Regions from separate parts of the Homo sapiens genome. Here region 2 is linked to region 1. A link is an interaction called in ENCODE POLR2A ChIA-PET data of the cell type or tissue named here. Cell type or tissue: OCI-LY7. All regions are shown on one strand.

What was found. Peaks named below come from ENCODE experiments on the same cell type or tissue, not always from the same donor. Only the 100,000 strongest peaks of a DNase experiment are listed, where the experiment ranks them.
Region 2: POLR2A ChIA-PET joins it to region 1 with 6 read pairs; 5 of 35 experiments call an interaction of 5 or more read pairs at or near these places.

What each region holds. Positions count from the first base shown.
Region 1 is chr12:121,489,887-121,492,386 of GRCh38, forward strand. All of the region lies in intron 12 of KDM2B (lysine demethylase 2B), which reads right to left. Among named protein-coding and RNA genes, the nearest start is that of MIR7107, 47 kb to the left of the region's middle. RefSeq lists an enhancer at 516-1,229. In OCI-LY7, no CTCF peak of the experiment used is centred here; a DNase peak (open chromatin) is centred at 1,295; H3K4me3 peaks cover 1,224 bases; H3K27ac peaks cover 2,255 bases.
Region 2 is chr12:121,437,897-121,440,396 of GRCh38, forward strand. It overlaps KDM2B (lysine demethylase 2B), which reads right to left. Exons shown (of 23, transcript NM_032590.5): 22 at 1,961-2,179. Among named protein-coding and RNA genes, the nearest start is that of MIR7107, 5.2 kb to the right of the region's middle. In OCI-LY7, no CTCF peak of the experiment used is centred here; no DNase peak of the experiment used is centred here.

The DNA of each region.
Region 1 (2,500 bases):
CAGCACACGGCCTTCCTGGGAAATTACAGGACCCTGAGTAGGTGGCAATACACGACAGCCATTATTGCCAGCCTCCTCCGCCTCAACTGCACAGCATCAGCTTCATGACTGCGGGCCGACAGGACTGAGAGCGGGGCAGGGACCCGCCGGAAGCACTCGGGGCCTCTCTCACTGAATCACGTGCCTCTCCTTCAGGGAAAGGCTGTGTGTCACTCCGGAGGGACCCCAGACGGAGCAGGCCTCTGGGATGGAACGGACCAACTTCGGAGGAAAGGGGAGAGAGACAAAGCAGAAGCAAAGGTCACAAGGCATCGAGGGTGTGTTGCTTCCTCCTGTGGCTCCTGTGTGGCCCCAAAATGTCCCCGTAAGGAAGCTGATCCAACAGCTACTGATGAGGACTGTCTCCATGCCCCCATCAGGGTGCTTGTCCTCCACACTCCAGCCTCTCTGCTCCCATACTCCAGAAAAATTGCCAATAATTGAAATTCAAGTGGCAGCCTGGTTTGGCCACTAGAGATAATGGATGAAGAAGCTGGCAGGGTCCACAGGCTGGCTTGCTAGCCAGAGGCAGTCATGGCTGGGTCCTCCGTCCTTCCTCAGTTTCTTCCTCTGGGAATAAACCAGCAAGCCAGCCAGTAGCCATGTCTGGCAGCTGAGCCAGGGGTCAGCTCACTAATAAGGCCGAGGTCAGAGGCTGGGCCTCAAATAAGCTCCGTTCCTTCACCCAGCCTGTAAGGTCACAGACAGGCCCCCACCATCCTGCCCGTTGGTCATAAAAGGAAGCAGCCAGAGTGTAGACAGATCAAAACAAATCCTACACCACTCGTGGAAACAGCCAGTCGGGTGGATGGTGATAGATGGTGGCTCAGTAGCATCTTGGATATGAAGGACACCGCATCAGAAATGACCTCACAGCACCTAATCAGTTCCAGAAAAGGGCTTTGTTCTCCTGGAGGCAAGGTGGGAGATCAAAGCATTTCTTGCTAATCATCACTTAGCATTAATTACTTGTTAGGTAACCCGACCCAGATCAAATACCACTCCCTACCTCGCATCCTGAGGGCCTCAGTGAGCACCCTTGATCTTTCACCCCAACCTGCATCCAATGGGAGGAAGCTGCAACCTGGGAACCCAGAGACCCCGGGCAGCCCAGGCAGTCAGTCGTTTAGTTACTTCTTCCTTTCCTGTTAACTTTTTAACCCCACCAGCCAGGAAATGCATAAACATAGCAGGGGCCTCCCTCCCCACTCTCCCCGCCACATATCACTGGTTCCTCACTGTGCAATGACAGAAACCTGCACATCTGGGGTCCAACGCCTTTCTTCTCCTAAGGAAGTGGCCCGAGAGGCACTGCTGCACCTCTCCGAGCTCTGTGCTTCCTCAACTGCACTGGGGCGATAACACCCTCCATCTCCCAGCCTCATGGGAAGGGTAAAGTCAAATAGACAAACTGCATCTGGAAGCTGCTGTGTATACTGGGGAGTGCCCAGGAGTTTCAGCTGAGCTGGTGGTCATTTATTTTCAGGGCTCGGTGGTGGACCTGGGGTATTCATTCTTCTTCTGCTTCACACCATTTTGTGGCTCTGAAGTTATTTACTTCCTTATTTTTAAAATATTTATTTATGACCGGGCATGGTGGCTCACGCCTTTAATTCCAGCACTTTGGGAGGCCGAGGTGGGCACATCACCTAAGGTCAGGAGTTCAAGATCAGCCTGGCCAACATGGTGAAACCCCGTCTCTACTAAAAATACAAAAAATTTGCCGGGCGTGGTGGTACGCGCCTGTAATCCCAGCTATTCGGGAGGCTGAGGCAAGAGCATCACTTGAACCCAGGAAGCGGAGGTGGCAGTGAGCCGAGATTGCACCACTGCACTCCAGCCTGGTGACAAGAGCAAGATTCCATCTCAAAAAAAAAAAAAAAAAAAGTACACCTGAAGAAGATAATCAAAGAATTATGCAGAAGAGCACTGCTCAATAGAAATAACAGAAGGTAAGTCAGGCACTGTGGCTCACGCCTGTAATCACAACACTTTGGGAGACCGAGGCAGGCGGCTTGCTTGAGCTCAGGAGTTCAGCCTTGGCAACATGGCAAAACCTCATCTCTACCAAAACTACAAAAAACTAGCCAGGCGTGATGGCATGTGCCTGTGGTCCCAGCTACTCGGGAGGCTAAGATGGGAGGATCGCTTGATCCAGGGAGGCAGAGGTTGCAGTGACCTATGATTGCACCACTGCACTCCAGCCTGGGCAACAGAGTTAAGACTCTGTGTAAATAAATAAATAAAAGAAATAGAAGGTGAGCCACATAGGTACTTTTGAGTTTTTTTGTTGCCACATTTGAAAAGGTAAAAAGAAACAATGAAATTCATCGGAATAATCCATTTTGTTTCAACAATATATCAAAAATATAGTCATTTCAACTACAGTTGCCAGATTTAGCAAATAAAACTATAGTGCATCCCCAGGCTGAAGTGCAGTGGCGCCATCTCAGCTCACTGC
Region 2 (2,500 bases), 52 kb before region 1:
TTTTTAAGAAAATCTAGAAGAGTTTAGGTATAGAGATATGCCTTAGTATACTTCACAGCTCTTAACAAGAATGCAGGCCAGGCGTGGTGGCACACGCCTGTAATCCCAGCACTTTGGGAGGCAGAGGTGGGTGGATCACCTGAGGTGAGGAATTTGAGGCCAGCCTGGCCAACATGGTGAAACCTCATCTCTACTAAAAATACAAAACTTAGCCAGGCATGGTGGCAGGCGCCTGTAATCACAGCTACTCGGGAGACTGAGGCAGAAGAATCACTTGAACCTGGGAGGCAGAGGCTGGAGTGAGCCGAGATCGCACCACTGCACTCCAGCCTGGGTGACAGAGCAAGGCTCCATCTCAAAAAAAAAAAAAAAAGAATGCAGAGAGCTGTATGCACTGAGATAAAAAGATGACCTCAATTTATCATGCTGGAAAAACAAAATGCAAAAGATGATTTGCATGCACACACACAGCATGGCCCACACCGCAGGGGAGGGAATTTATACTGAGATCTCTGCTACGCATCCATAATAACTAAACCAGGATATAATGAAGAGATGTAATAAAATGCCAGCACTTAGAGTAAGACGACTCCCAGGCCCTCTCCAAAGGGCAGCTCCATCACCCATTCAAGGCCATGACCTGGCCCTTGAGCTGGAGAAGCCTCAATTCACTCTGGTTCTTTGCGTCCACGAGGTGGAACAATCCCTGCCACCAAAACTTCATGAGGAGAAGGAATGGCTTCCTAGGTCCCGAATGATCTCATCCCATCCAAAGCTCCCATGCCCCTGCTATGAGGCATGGTTGCCAGACAGTTTATCAGGCATAAATGTGGGATGCAGAGGAGAAAACAACGTGTATGTCACCACTGCGCTGTGTGAAAAATGTAATTTGATGAGATGGGGATGTCCTTAGTACTTGGTAATTTCTAAGGGTAAAAAAAAAAAAAAACCTGTAGTTTCTTTTTCTCTTTCTTTTTTTGCTCTCACGCAAACCCAACACCCCCCAATCCAGACCATCCTAAGCTACCAGACCAAAATTGGGTTAGTTGGGCGAAGAGCAGGCAGCATTGCTCTGTGTACCTCGCTGCATACTGGAGCCCCAAGTCCTTCAGAACCAACTGCCGCCCCAACGGCAAGTGCAGCGAGCGAAGATCCTGCACCACAGCGACAGACAGAGAACAATAATGGAACTCACTGTGGGTTTTTTTCTCTCCAACAACAGGCCCCTTGATAGCAGGGTCACAAGGGGTGCATGTAAGCAACGACAGCAAAGGCAGAAACCAAGCTCCCTCCTGCCCACCAGGGCCCTTGCCTCCCGGCCCCCACTGTCTCAACACCCTGGTTGTCAGGCACCGGCTCTTCTGCACCCCCTCGGGAAGCTGTCCCTTGTCCGTATTTTGGGTCAGGAACCACTGCTATGTGCTTGTGGCTGCTGCTAACTGGCACTATTTTGGGGTAGCAATTACTACAACTCCAATGGTAACTTTTTTTTTTTTTTTTTTTGAGACAGTTTTGGTCTTGTCACATAGGCTGGAGTGCAGTGGCGCCATCTTGGCTCACGGCGACCTCCACTGCCAGTTTCAAGCGATTCTCCTGCCTCAGCCTCCCGAGTAGCTGGGATTACAGGCGCCGGCCACCAACCCCCGGCTAATTTTTGTATTTTTTTGTAGAGACGGGGTTTCACCATGTTGGCCAGGCTAGTCTCGAACTCCTGTCCTTATGATCCACCTGCCTCGGCCTCCCAACGTGCTGGGATTACGGGCGTGAGCTACCGCACCCGGCCAACAGTAACTCTTTGTTTACTGTGTTTCCCCCCTGGACTGGGCTGTCTGTCTCAGTAAACGAGACACCTAGCACTGTGACCACATAGCTGTAGACACACGAATCGTTTTCCACAAATGTGAACCTCCTGGTTCTCCCACGGAGTGTTAGGCAGACCCGATGGGGGCCCCTGACTCACCAGACAGGTTGATCTCGGTTAAGGAGTCTCGGGTGGTGGTGCCAACAGCAGTGAGCAGGTTGATAGACTGGTCGGTGACGTGGTTACAGTAACTGAGGTGGAGCTTGGAGAGCAGGGGCATGTGGCGGATGATGAGCCGCAGGGAGGCATCTGTGATGTCCAGGCCTGCCAGGCGCAGCTCCACGATGTTCCGGAGCTTGCTCCGATTGTCCATCTGACCTGGTGGGGCAGGAAGGAGGGGGCAACCCGTCAATCTGACCGAGGAGGCCTGGTCATGCTGACATGACACTCTAAAAGGCCCACCAGCCAGACAGAACACTCAGATTTCATTTAGTTATAAACTGCTTCCTCCCAAAATCATAATTCCAACAGTGAAAAATCAGACTCCACATCAAAACTTAGATTTTCAGATTCTCTTGAAAAACTAAAAGACCTAGAAACACTATGCCCACATTCCACCCAGTAGTCATCAGCCAACCAGTGCAGAGGCTGCGCAGCATCTCCGATCCCCATGGCTTGGCGAGAAGCACGGACCTAGGC